2 separate regions of the Homo sapiens genome follow, and region 1 is linked to region 2. A link is a contact called in ENCODE Hi-C or POLR2A ChIA-PET data. All regions are on one chromosome and are shown on one strand. Each heading gives the region's core, a stretch centred on a gene start or an enhancer-like site at or near the end of the contact. The rest is flanking DNA. Distances are from core to core; before and after follow the strand shown.

Evidence for each region. Hi-C counts contacts between places; a loop is a spot of excess contacts on that map. ChIA-PET counts read pairs that join two places held with the same protein, here RNA polymerase II (POLR2A). Pooled maps may share reads with other maps.
Region 1: a loop to region 2 is called in a pooled map, with 2.5 times the contacts of the local background. The contact joins two enhancer-like sites. A Hi-C loop is called at or near these places in 1 of 37 single-sample maps with no recorded cell type and 4 of 50 pooled maps. POLR2A ChIA-PET finds 5 or more read pairs at or near these places in 7 of 52 experiments (A673, B cell, MCF 10A and 2 more).

What each region holds. Positions count from the first base shown.
Region 1 is chr22:41,860,724-41,867,909 of GRCh38, forward strand. It overlaps SREBF2 (sterol regulatory element binding transcription factor 2), which reads left to right. Exons shown (of 19, transcript NM_004599.4): 2 at 6,108-6,557. Among named protein-coding and RNA genes, the nearest start is that of SREBF2-AS1, 30 kb to the left of the region's middle. RefSeq lists an enhancer at 1,928-2,428. Within about 2 kb of position 1,533, at least 11 of the 41 ENCODE cell types and tissues checked have a DNase peak (open chromatin) inside an H3K27ac peak, as active enhancers do.
Region 2 is chr22:41,766,874-41,773,616 of GRCh38, forward strand. It overlaps MEI1 (meiotic double-stranded break formation protein 1), which reads left to right. Exons shown (of 31, transcript NM_152513.4): 20 at 3,813-4,088. Among named protein-coding and RNA genes, the nearest start is that of CCDC134, 30 kb to the right of the region's middle. Within about 2 kb of position 1,743, at least 2 of the 41 ENCODE cell types and tissues checked have a DNase peak (open chromatin) inside an H3K27ac peak, as active enhancers do.

The sequences.
Region 1 (7,186 bases), core at 283-2,782, 94 kb after region 2:
GATTTCTTTAAAGTTAGCCAGGTTTGGTGATGCATGCTTGTAGTCCCAGCTACTCAGGAGTCTGAGGTGGGAGGATTGCTTAAGCACAGGAGGTAGAGGCTGCATTGAGCCCCACCACTGCCTTCCAGCCTGGGCAAGAGAGCAAGACCCTGTCTCAAAAAAATAAAAAAAAAAGATAAGGCTGAAAAATTTAAAGCAATTTTTCATCATTAAGTTAAACAAATTTTAATACACTGGTACAGTACAATGGCACACAGAATGATACCGTGGGACTCTGAAAAGGATGATGTTACGTCTGTAATGGTTGACACTGAATGTTCTTCATATTTATTAACCAAAGGGAACAGGGTGCAAAGTAGCATGTTCAGTGTGATCTCATTTTTGTAAAACAATTTGCATGCATGTGCATGCTTAAGTGTGCAAGCAAGCCTTGTAGAGGAAGAAATCTGGAAGGGCACACATTAAAACATTGACAATGGGCCGGGCGCTGTGGCTCACGCCTGTAATCCCAGCACTTTGGGAGGCCGAGGCAGGTGGATCACAAGGTCAGCAGTTCGAGACGAGCCTGTCCATTGTGGTGAAACCCCCTCTCTACTAAAAATACAAAAATTAGCTGGGCATGGTGGCACGCACCTGTAATCCCACCTACTCAGTGGGATTACACCGGGAGGCTGAGGCAGGAGAATTGCTTGAACCTGGGATGTGGAGGTTGTGGTGAGCCAAGATCATGCCACTGCACTCTAGCCTGGGCAACTGAGTAAGACTCCATTTAAAAAAAAAAAAATTGACAATGGATGACTCAAGAATAGTGGAACTGCTGGATGATTTTTATTTTTGTTCTTTTCATTTATATGCTTTCTAAATTTTTCTTTAGTGAATATATTACTTTTATGATTTTAACAAATTATTAAAAACAGGGCCAGGCGCAGTGGCTCACACCTGTAATCCTAGCACTTTGAGAGGCCGAGGTAGGCGGATCATCTGAGGTCAGGAGTTCGAGACCAGCCTGGCCAACATGGTGAAACCCTGTCTCTACTAAAAATACAAAAATTAGCAGGGCGTGGTGGTGTGTGCCTGTAGCCCCAGCTACTTGGGAGGCTGAGGCAGAAGAATCACTTGAACCCAGGAGGTGGAGGTTGCAGTGAGCCGAGATTGCACCACTGCACGCCTGGGCAACAGAGCGAGACTTTGTCTCAAAAAAAAAAAAAATTATTAAAAACATTGTCTAACACAAGGTGCATAATAAATACAAAATATAAGAATAAATGACCTTTGTAAACTAGGTTTCCCAGCCCCTAATAGGGCTGGGTAACAAATACCTGTTAAAGGATTATTGACTGAATCTGTAATTTGGAGAAACTGTAACCCTATTTGGAGGCTTCACATTCTTTATTCTTGACCAGAATTAATTTAACCAGATTTCAGGTTACCTCATTCTCAGGTAGATGCTGAAGGCTGAGCTGAGCAAAGTGATATTTATGTTACCTCCAAGCCACAAGCTCCATAAAGTTCATGTGAACTCAGGGTCTCTTTGTGAGTCATGGGGCTGCTTGCAATGCACGGATGATAACAGGAACCTCTAATTTTGGTTATTTGCTTTTAGAGACCAGAACCCAGATACAGTTTCCTGGGGCCTCACCTACTTTGTTAAGCAACTTAGCTATAAGTTTACAAAGCAGCTAAAAACAGGAGCAGGGGAGTGAGATGAGCTTGAGCGTGCCAGCCTAGCTCGTGGGAGGCCTGTCTCTGGCCCTGAGCTTTGTGGCCTGCCGTAGGAACTGGAGCTTCATTTTCAAAGCTCCATAAAACTCGCCTTCTCCCGGGCCTCCCTTTTCTGAGTTTCATGGCTCTCTGTGGAAATGACAGCCTGTGTAATCACAGAATGTGAATGATCAGAGCAGGGAACAGTGAGGAGCCATTAGGACATTCCCATGGGTGTAGCTCACAGTTACAAAGCACAACTACACCCTGGTTCTCCAGGCCTCCTCTTTCCTGGCACCGCAGACCAGATGGGGTCCTGGAGAGGCTCTGCGTGCCCTTCTGGAGCTTCCCATCACTCCTTTCTGCAGATGTTCATCTTAACAGCCCCTCTGTGCCACTCAGCCCAGTACCCGGCTGCCCGGCTGACTGGAGATGGCTCCACTGGAGCTTTTTGTGTGTGGGTTGAAAGGGACTTTTTTATTTTAATTTAAGTAGTCTCATTCCATCTGCCTACACACTCTTACGCTTCGTGAACTAAGCTTTCTGACCTGTGTAGGTTACTTCACCACACCAGCCCATATCTTTCCCACAAAAGGGTTTCAAGAGTACTTGACAAAATGAGATCAGTGCACCCACATGCCTGTGTAGTGGGTGCTCTGGAAGTACCGCCAACATTGACCTGCATAAGGGTCTACCCTTCACCAAGCACTTCGGATAAATTATCTTATTAATCCTCAGGGCAAAGAGGCCAAGTGTGTATTTTCAAAGCAGCCTTTTGTAGTGAGGAAACCAAGGCTTAAAGAGAAGTATCTTGCCCACGCTCACACCACTGATTAGGTGGGCCTCCAGAGACTCACACCTAGGCCTGACTACCACCAAAGCCTGTGCGCATCTATGAGGCCACCCTGGCCTTCTGCCCTCCTTAGCTTTCCATGGATGGAAACTGTCGGCCAGTGTGTGATATTCTTCTGGCTCTGTGTTACAGCCCTCTGTATTGATTTCTTACAGAGTTGGGATTTTGGGGGAATTCTAAAAGGTTCAACAAATTCTTAGATTTCTCTTAGTCATTTTCTTAAAGCATTTTATAATCTTGTACTTGGAGTGTGTCAGCACTAAATTATGTTTTGTTTAAATGTACTGAATTTGAGGACATTTCTCAGTTTAATCATGTCACGGAATTGGAATTGGTTAGTACAAGCTGCAATATCTGTAGCAATCTGCCCATTTCTCCCTCGCACAAGGCTGAGTGAGGACAGAGCTTAGTGTCAAGATGTTGGTAAATAATACCACTATGTAGGAATGTAGTCTGGTGAGATGCTGTTTTTCCCAGCAGGTTTAACTGACTGAATACTTAAGGTGCCCAGATTGAAATGCAAAGCTCCAGTTATCCCATATGGAGACTACACTAGAAAGCCCCAGCAGCTTTATTTATTTACATTTATTTATTTATCTATCTATTTATTTATTTATTTTTTGGGACGGAGTCTTGCTCTGTTCCCTAGGCTGGAGTACAGTGACGCAGTCATCTCGGCTTACTGCAACCTCTGCCTCCTGGGTTCAAGCGATTCTCCTGCCTCAGCCTCCCGAGTAGCTGGGATTACAGGCACCCACCACCATGCCTGGCTAATTTTTGTAGTAGACAGGGGTTTTCACCATGTTTGTCAGGCTGGTCTCGAACTCCTGACTTCAGGTGATCCACCTGCCTTGGCCTCCCAAAGTGCTGGGATTACAAGCATAAGCCACCACCCCTGGCCTATTTACATTTAATTATGATTTATTTTTCCTATCCTTCTGCAAGCATATATATATATATATATATATATATATATATATATATACACACACACACACACACACACAAAATATCAAAATATATATATATATGTATATATATATATATTTTTTTTTTTTTTTGAGACTGAGTCTCGCTCTGTTGCCCAGGCTGGAGTGCAGTGGCACGATCTCTGCTCACTGCAAGCTCTGCCTCCCGGGTTCACTCCATTCTCCTGACTCAGCCTCCCGAGTAGCTTGGACTACAGGCGCCCACCACCACGCCCAGCTAATTTTTTGTATTTTTAGTAGAGACGGGGTTTCACCGTGTTAGCCAGGATGGTCTCGATCTCCTGACCTTGTGATCCGCACGCCTTGGCCTCCCAAAGTGCTGGGATTATAGGCGTGAGTCACCGCGCCCGGCCCAAAAAATCTTTGTGTTTTTTTGTTTGTTTGTTTTGTGTTCAGAGAAGGGATCTGGCTAGGTGCCCTGGCTCATGCCTGTAGTCCCAGCACTTTGGGAGGCCAAACCGAGAGGTTGCTTTTCAGGAGTTTGAGACCAGCCTGGGCAACATGGTGAAATCTCGTCTCTACAGAAAATACAAAAATTAGCCGGGCATGGTTGGCGCACACCTGTGGTCCCAGCTACTCAGGAGGCTGATGTGGAAGGATCGCTTGAGCCTGGGAGGTGGAGGCTGCAGTGAGCTGAAATTGCAACACTGCACTCCAACCTGGGTGACAGAGCAATACCCTATCTCAAAAAAAAGAGAGACAGAGTCTCGCTGTGTTGCCCAGGCTGTTCTCAAACTCCTGACCTCAAGTGACCCTCCCACCTTGGCCTCACAATGCACTGGGATTACAGGCATGAGCCACCACAACCGGTCTCAGCAGCTTTCTGTTTGTCAGATATACAAATATACCCCAGGCTCCAGGCCCCCACATCCCCCAAAAAACACACACACACACACACACACAGCATCAGAGACCTGAGAAGGACATCTTGGTGGAGGTTTGGGGGAATGGAGATGGTTCCTTTTATTTTTTTATAGTGGTGGTGTGGTGGTTTTTGTTGTTTTGGTGTCTAAATCAGAGCATCACATGGCCTTGAAGGTTTGGAAAGGAGGGGCCATAGTTCAAGAACAAGCAGTAGCTTCTTGGGAACGTATTGGAGAGAGAAAAGAGAAAAGAATATGGACAATGTAGAGAATTGTAGGTCTGAAACTATCTGGGACAAAGCTGAGGCTCCTGACTTCTATAGGGACCAGTCATATGAAAAAGAAGGGAGTCGTGAGAGATGATGGGGTAGTTGTGGGTTAAGTTGGGTTTTGGAAAGCCTTTGGGAAGATTGACCAGGGAAGAGGCCCTGGAAGTAGGCTTGAGACCCTTTGGGCTGGGAATTTAAGGGTCCCAGCTACTTGGAACATGATCTAGAAAGGGAAGCGAGGTCTCCAGGTGGACAAATCCCTTTGGACCCAAGACTCCTTGCCCAGAGAAAAGGGGCACAACCAGACAAGGGCTAGCATGGGCCCTGGGAAGCACGGAGTTCAGGGTGGGGCAGGCTTGCTGTGTCCTGGCCTGGCAACATACCTGCACTGTGTTGTGGTAGAAGAACACAAAGCTGGGAGGCAGAGAACTGGTTCTAATCCTAGCTGTACCCTGACAAGCTGTGTGACCTTGGCCAAGTTACTTTCCTCTCCTGGACTTCATATATGGTTTTTCCATTCTTTGCATCCCTGAAGCTCCATGACTTAGGGGCCATCAACTTGGTTGTCCCTGAGTGTTTCCAAGAATACCAACAGTGCCCAGGGTTTTACTCAGCTTGGAGAGGAGGCCTAGAGCCTCCCTGTGGTGAGGAGGAAAGAGGTTAGAGCAAGTTTGGGTCTGCAGTGCTAGGATTAGAGGTGGCCTCACAAGCCAAAACCGCTATACTCACAGCCTTAGGACAGTGACTCCCTACTCGCTGCCTCAGTGTTTCCAGCTGTAAAAAAGGACCCTTGGTACCTTCGACAGAACAGCACCCATCTAGTACAAAGGTAGTTCCTTTTATGATCAAAACAATCAGGAAAAAGAGAGAGGCTGGGTGCGGTGGCTCACACCTGTAATCCCAGCACTTTGGGAGGCTGAGGTGGGTGGATCACCTAAGGTCAGGAGTTCGAGACCCACCTATCAATATGGTGAAACCCTGTCTCTACTAAAATTACAAAAATTAGCCGGGCATGGTGCCGTGCACCTATAGTCCCAGCTACTCAGGAGGCTGAGGCGGGAGAATCGCTTGAACCCAGGAGGCAGAGGTTGAAGTAAGACAAGTTCGCGCCACTGCACTCCATCCAGCGTGGGCGATAGAGGAAGACTCCGTCTCAAAAAGAAAAAAGAAAGAAAATGAGAGAAAGGGCCTGGAGGTGAGTGTGAGGAGGGAAAAGAACATCAAACAGATAAAGTCCTGTCCTGTTGTCCTGGGACCTTGGGCAGCCATCTTGGCCCAGATGATCCCCACAAGAAAGAGGTAAGGGTTTCCTGACCCATTTCTGCCATGGTCTTAGGAAAGTCATTGAGTTTTCATGCCTTAGTTTCTTAAGCAAGTTTGAAAGTTCACTTTTTGGATAGCAATAAAATTACTCCTTTTCTTTTGTTCACAGAGATGCTGCAATTTGTCAGTAATCAAGTGGGAGAGTTCCCTGACTTGTTTTCAGAACAGCTGTGTAGCTCCTTTCCTGGCAGTGGTGGTAGTGGTAGCAGCAGCGGCAGCAGTGGCAGCAGCAGCAGCAGCAGCAATGGCAGGGGCAGCAGCAGCGGAGCTGTGGACCCTTCAGTGCAACGGTCATTCACCCAGGTCACATTACCTTCCTTCTCTCCCTCGGCGGCCTCCCCACAGGCTCCAACTCTGCAAGTCAAGGTTTCTCCCACCTCAGTTCCCACCACACCCAGGGCAACTCCTATTCTTCAGCCCCGCCCCCAGCCCCAGCCTCAACCTCAAACTCAGCTGCAACAACAGACGGTAATGATCACGCCAACATTCAGCACCACTCCGCAGACGAGGATCATCCAGCAGCCTTTGATATACCAGAATGCAGCTACTAGCTTTCAAGGTGATTCAGAAGTTAGAATGGTAGTGGTTGGTTGGTTCCAATGTTTATGTGCCAGTTTGCAGACACTGTAAATATTTCTGTCGTCTTCAGGAATGGCAGGTATATCAATATGGTCCTGTCTGAATGAGGTTCTGGTAACTGGCAATAAGAACTGGTACAGGAGCATGTCACATTCTGCAGCTTCAAATACCTTAATATCTATTGCGCCTAATTCAAAAATACTTGGTTAAAAAATCCAGCAAGCGGCCGGGCGCGGTGGCTCACGCCTGTAATCCCAGCACTTTGGGAGGCCAAGGCGGGCGGATCACGAGGTCAGGAGATTGAGACCATCCTGGCTAACTCAGTGAAACCCCATCTCTACTAAAAAATAGAAAAAATTAGCCGGGCATGGTGGCGGGCGCCTGTAGTCCCAGCTACTCGGGAGGCTGAGGCAGGAGAATGGCGTGAACCCGGGAGGCAGAGCTTGCAGTGAGCAGAGATCGTGCCACTGCACTCCAGCCTAGGCAACAGAGCGAGACTCCCATCTTAAAAAGAAAAAAAAAAATCCAGCAAGCATAGTAGACACAGGGCCATTCTGATAACTAGTGGTGGAGACTTGAATAAGGCTTGAAATTGGCTAGGCGGCAGCC
Region 2 (6,743 bases), core at 493-2,992:
CCTAGTTTATCAGGAAGTTGTTCTGATTAGAGTGAAAAGAAAGGTTAGAAGGGAGGTGAAAGAGTTTAGAAGGCAGAACAGGGACCATCAAGCTACTGGAGGCAGGGAAGCTCTTTGTTCTGGGCAGCTGGTTGGGCTAAAGAGGTGTGGGTAGAGGAGCACCCTCCATGGTCACTGAGGTCCTTGGTGAGCAATGGGACTGCCTAGATGAGGTAGTGCTGCAAGGGGCACCTTCAGGAGGCTCGTGGACGTCTTCCCCATAAAATTTGCCTGCTAGCTCCCAGGCCTTTCCTTGGCTTCTGTCTCTGATGTCACCTTCTTTATGTGGTATCTTTATGAAAAGGCTTCCTTGGTACCATTTACCTGTGAATGCCCTTTATGTAGAAGCAGGGTAACCTTGTATACATGCATTGTGCAGAAAGGCAGGACTCCTGGGTCCACATTCTCGTTCTGTTGCTAATGTTCTGGGCCTTCCTGGCGAGATCTCCTTCCCTTTCTGGGCCTTGGGCAGAGTTATCTCTGAGATCCTTTCTGATTCTCATGGTCTTTGAGCCTTTGTGGAAGCAGTGGAGGAGATACACACTGATGTGTGTTAAGGTATGTGTCTGAGGATCCCCAATAGCCAGAGTGTGGGTGTCTCTGTGGGGATGGATATTTCAGAGTGTCAGGCCTTACTTATGCCTGGAAACTCTTCCTTTTCAGCAACTTCATTGCAGTTTGATCAGCATTTCCTAAGCTGTTGAACACAACTCTATGCCGATGATTTTTTATTTGCTTCTCAACATTTCAGCTACTCAACCAATGTGGATTGACCACTTGACATGAGCTAGGTACCATGTGGGGCCCTGTCAGGTCTGAAATGAATCAAACAAGTTCCTTGCCCTCAGAGAACACAAGTTTGTCAGGAGAGACAAAAAGATCTCCTATGGGTCAGGCAGCTACAGTAATGAGTGCTCTCCTGGAGCTGGGGGACTGGTCAAGAACCAGCAAAGCATTATATAGCATCAGGAGAGGCTTTGTGGAGGAGATGGAGGAGGTGAAGGGAGAACTTTGAAGCTGAGAGCAGAGTATGATTTAATGTACAGAAGTGGGAAGATGCCCAATCTATCCATTCAAGGAAGGAAGCCTAGCTTAATGTGCCTTAGCTAAGTCATATGGGAGGTAGAATAGAGAGGAGCTGAAAAGGTAGACTTAAGTCTTTATTAACATGCTTGAAAATGAAATTAGGCCGGGCGCAGTTGCTCACGCCTGTAATCCTAGCACTTTGGGAGGCCGAGGCGGGCGGATTGACTGAGCTCAGGAGTTTGAGAGCAGCCTGGGCAACATGGTGAAACCCTGTCTCTACTAAAATACAAAAAATTAGCTGGGCGTGGCGGCATGCGCCTGTAGTCCCAGCTACTCGGGAGGCTGAGGCAGGAGAATTGCTTGAATCCTGGAGGCGGAGGTTGCAGTGAGCTGTGAGCTGAGATTGCGCCACTGCATTCCAGTCTGGGTGACATAGTGAGACCCTGTCTCCCAAAAAAAAAAAAAAAATGAAATTAAGGGAACAATTCCATTTACAATAGCATCAAGAAATTAAATACTTGGGAATATAACTTAACAAAGTATAAGGACTTTGTGTTAGTCAGTTCTCGCATTCTTATAAAGAACTACCAGAGACTGAGTAATTTATAAAGACAAGAGATTTATGTGACTCACAGTTTCACAGGCTATACAGGAAGCATGGCTGAGGAGGTCTCAGGAATCTTACAGTCATGGCAGAAAGCAAAGGGGAAGCTGGCATATCTTATATGGCTGGAGAAGGAGGAAGAGAGTGAAAAGGGAGGTGCTACAAACTTTAAAACAACCAGAGCTCATGAGAATTCACTCAGTATCACAAGAACAGCAACGGGGAGGTCCACCCCCATGATCCAGTCACCTCCCACCAGGCTCCTCCTCCAACACTGAGGATTATAATTTGGACATGAGATTTGGGCGGGGACACAAATCCAAATCATATCAACTTATATAGTGAAAATTTCAAAACATTACTGTTTTTCTCTAGTTTTTTTCTTAATTAAAAATCTAAATTAACAGACTGCATTCATGAATTGGAAGACTTAATAGTTTAAGATGGCAGTGCTCTCCAAATTGATCGGTAGATTCAATGCAATCTGTATCAAAATCCCAATTGTACTTTTTTGCAAAAATGAATAAGCTGAACCTAAAATTCATATGGAAATGCAAAATAGTCAAAACAATCTTGAAAAAAAAGAACAAAGTTGGAAGACTCATACCTTTTTTATTTTGGAACTTAGCAAAAAACTATAGTAATCAGGATAGTGTGGTACTGACATAGGAGTAGACATATAGATCAATGAAATAGAATTGAGAGTCCAGAAGTAAACCCATACATTTATGGTCAATTTTTGATGAGGATGCCAAGATAATTCAATGGGGGAAGATTTGTCTTTTCAGAAAATTTTCAGGAACAACTAGATATACACATGCAAAAGAATGAAGTTGGACTCTTAACTCATATCATACACAAAAATGAACTCACAATGAGTGAAAGACCTAAATGAGCCAAAACTGTAAAACCCATATAATAGCATATTAAGGAATTTTTTTTTTTTTGAGATGGAGTTTCACTCTTGTTACCCAGGCTAGAGTGCAATGGCGTGATCTTGGCTCACCACAACCTCTGCCTCCCGGGTTCAAGTGAGTCTCCTGCCTCAGCCTCCCAAGTAGCTGGGATTACAGGCATGTGCCATTATGCCCGGCAAATTTTTTATTTTTAGTAGAGACGGAGTTTCTCCATGTTGGCCAGGCTGGTCTCAAACTCCCGACCTCAGGTGATCCGCCCACCTCAGCCTCCCAAAGTGCTGGGATTACAGGCATGAGCCCCCACGCCCAGCCTCATACTAAGAAATTTGAACATTGTTATGGGAATGCAATGGGAAGAGGTAGGTTTGTGAGGAGTAAGAAATTATTCAACAAGGCCGGGCACGGTGGCTCACACCTGTAATCCCAGCACTTTAGGAGGCCAAGGCGGGCAGATCACCTGAGGTCAGGGGTTTGAAACCAGCCTGACCAACATGGAGGAACTCCGTCTCTACTAAAAATACAAAATTAGCCGGGCATGGTGGCACATGCCTGTAATCCCAGCTACTCAGGAGGCTGAGGCAGGAGAATCACTTGAACCCGGGAGGCAGAGGTTGCGGTGAGCCGAGATCATGCCATTGCACTCCAGCCTGGGCAACAGGAGCGAAACTCTGTCTCAGAAAAAAAAAAAGAAATTATTCAACATATCTCCCCTTCACCCCTTCTGTGCCAGGCCCTATGCTAAGTGCACAGATTAATCTGCCACAGTCCCTACCCTCAAGCAGCTTTCAGTCTAGTGTGGGAAGTAGACATGCACACTGACAATTACAACCCACTGTGGTACCATCATCAAGCTGGGTTTCTTGACCTCGGCACTATTAATATTTTGCACCAGATCATTCTTGTGTGATAAGCTTTGTAGGATATTTAGCAGCATCCCCACTCTCTCCCTACTAGATCCCAATAGCATTCCCCCAATCAAGATAGTAAAAAATGTCTCCAGACTTTACCAAATGTCCCATGGGGACAAAATCACCCCTAGTTGATAACTTCTGTTATAAGGTAAGTACAGTGGTATTTTCTCACTAAAGTGCCTTGGGATGAGCTAGCCAAGGTGTCCTGGAATACTGAGATGACAGTACATTTTTCCTAGTCATCTCTTGGCCATGTTGGGGTCTCTTGGGTCCTCTGCAAGGTGTATTTACCTCCTTTCTTTGTTTTGCCTCCAGACTATGGTCAGTGCAATCAGAAAATTCCTAGAAGGCATCCCAGACCTGCAGCTAGTCTATACTCACCATCCGCTCCTGCTCAGGTTCTTTCTGTTGTATCCAGAGCTCATGAGTAGGTATGGGCACCGTGTCCTGGAACTTTGGTTCTTCTGGGAAGAGAGCAGCTATGAGGAACTGGATGATGTCACCTCTGCTGGGCAGCCCGCCCTTCCTGCCAGCTTAGTAGTCCTGTTCCAGTTGCTCAGAAGCATCCCCAGCATCCTGCTCATCTTGCTGGTAGGCAACCACTCATTCATTTCTACATTCAGAAATCGTGGGCCTTCTCTCTCTGAGAGCCGGTTTACTGAGGTCAGGAGGCACCCACATCTGCTTCAGCCCACCTCCAGACTTATCACTGTCTGCATGTGAGTTGGAGGGGTGGTGGTCTCTTCTACTTGTAGGTGCCTAGTTTCTGTAAATCCATACTCTTTCCTAAGTCTAATGGAAGTCTACCAACTGAGAGATGTGTGCCTCTCTTCCCCCCAGGGGATGACACTATGAAATGCAGATCTTAGTCACCATCCCCTCTCACCTCCCTGTCATCTCTCAAGCAGATTCTGCTGACACAGGTTTAATGTTAAAGGAAGCCCATGGGGCATGTAGATGGACATTTCTGATGGCAGAGGGACTCCTCCTCTTTTTTGCCATGACTTACATGATAATATTATATGTACATTACTTGCTCAGGCATACCTAGAATTGTCAGATGCCCCAGTACTTTTTTTTCTGGAGACACAGTCTCACACTGTTGCCCAGGGTGCAGTGCCGTGGCATGATCTGGGCTCACTGCAACCTCCACCTCCCGGGTTCACGCAATTCTCCTGCCTCAGCCTCCCGAGTAGCTGGGACTACAGGTGCACGCCACCACACCCAACTAATTTTTTACTTTTTTTTTTAAGAGATGGGGTTTCACCAGGTTGCCCAGGCTGTCAATACTTTTTGGTGAAGTACGTTACTGAAATTCCCATCAGGAATTAGATGGGCTAATTAGATTAGATAAGGTAAACTGCCTAGTGGCTGGCTTTAACTCCACTTTTTTTCCTTCCACTCAAGAAGGCAAATTGAACAACAAATTAGATACCAAGGAGAGTAGCAGGGGACAGAACTAAGATACTAGGTTTTCTTCACCAGATGAAATATTCGGGGTCAGTTCTTCACACATAGTAGGTACTTATAAATTATGACCCATTGAATTATGGGTCTAGACCAATCTAAGTCTGTCCAGGGATAGTAGTGACAATACAGTCATGCATTGCTTAATGATGGGGATACATTTTTAGAAACACAGTGTTAGGTGATTTTGTCATACCAACATCATGGAGTATACTTACAGACATCTAGATGGTCTAGCCTACTACACACCTAGGTATATGGGATGACCTGTTACTCCTAGGCTACAAACCTGTACAGCATGTTACTGTACTGAATATTGTAGACAAATGTAACACAGTGACATTTGTATATCTAAACATAGAAAAGATACAGCATGACTATATCTTATTTATTTTTATTTTTTTTCTTTTTTCTTGCTCTGTTGCCCAGGCTAGAGTGCAGTGGCAGGATCATGGCTCACTGCAGCGTCAATCTTCTGGGCTCAAGTGATCCTCCTGCCTTAGCCTCCCAAGTAACTAGAATTGGCTGGGCGTGGCAGCTCATGCCTATAATCCCAGTACTTTGGGAGGCCGAGCCAGGTGAATCACCTGAGGTCAGGAGTTCAAGACCAAGTAGCTGGAACTACAAGCATGTGCTACTGTGTCTGGCTAATTTTTATATTTTTTGTAGAGACAGTGTTTTATCATGTTGCCCAAGCTGGTCTCAAATTCCTGGGCTCCAGCGATCCTCCCACCATGGCCTCCCAAAGTGTTGGGATTATAGGCATAAACGACTGTACCTGCCATTTTTTCTTTTTAAATACATGAAACATAGGCTTAGAGAGATTTGCCCATGGTCACAAGAGTTGGAAATCAAAATATTAAAACCCAGATTTGACTCCCTATCTATCAGTTGTTCTGTCTGAGGCTCTCTTTTTACTCAGTCTGTTTATTCTTCCTGGGTTATCTCATTCACACCCATGGCTTTGTTTGCCTCCTGGCTGTATGGTGATGACTCAAATCCCTGCACCACCCCTGACCTCTCTCCTGAGCTCATACCCATGAAGTCAACCATCTATTTGACATTTCTGCCTAAAATGGAGCTCATTATCTCCTCTCCCAAATTCCCTTTCTCAGCCTGGGTCTTCCTAGAATGGAGAGGTCCCTCACTAACTGAAGGCTGTGCTAGGCCACTAACTTCACAGGATGTAAATATTAAAAGAAGCAAACCAAACAGAAATTGAATCTCAGGAGACCAAATACTTAGAGTCTACATCCCAGGGAAGCTGGAGTGGATGCCCCACCATTTATCCTGGTGACCCAGTCCTTGTCCTTGAATGTGCACCATCCTTATCACCTCTCCTTTCTGGAGGTGGTGGAGGTCAGGGCAGAGAGGAGTCTTGTGTTTCACTTGGCATAGAGCTTAACAGAAAGGAGCTGCCTTCAAGATGAGTTGTTGCATAGAGGACTAGGAAGATAGAGGCTAATCTGAACTTCAGTTTTCTCCCACAGAAAATGGAGAAAACATGAGGGTAGATGAGATAGTATGTAGGAACACTCTTGGTTTGCTTCACATAGTGGGCTGTCATTCACTAATCATTGACTGCCTCTGAACCAGATAAAGTTCATCTCAGAGAAGCTAATTGAATTGCCCAAGGTCATATAGTTAATAAGGGTCATGGCTATGACTAGAGCCCAAAGTGAGTAAGTTTTTCACTAACTTAGATCCTAGAGACATCAATGGTAAAAAAAAAAAAAAAAAAAAAGAACAGCAAGGAGGCCGGGCGCGGTGGCTCACGCC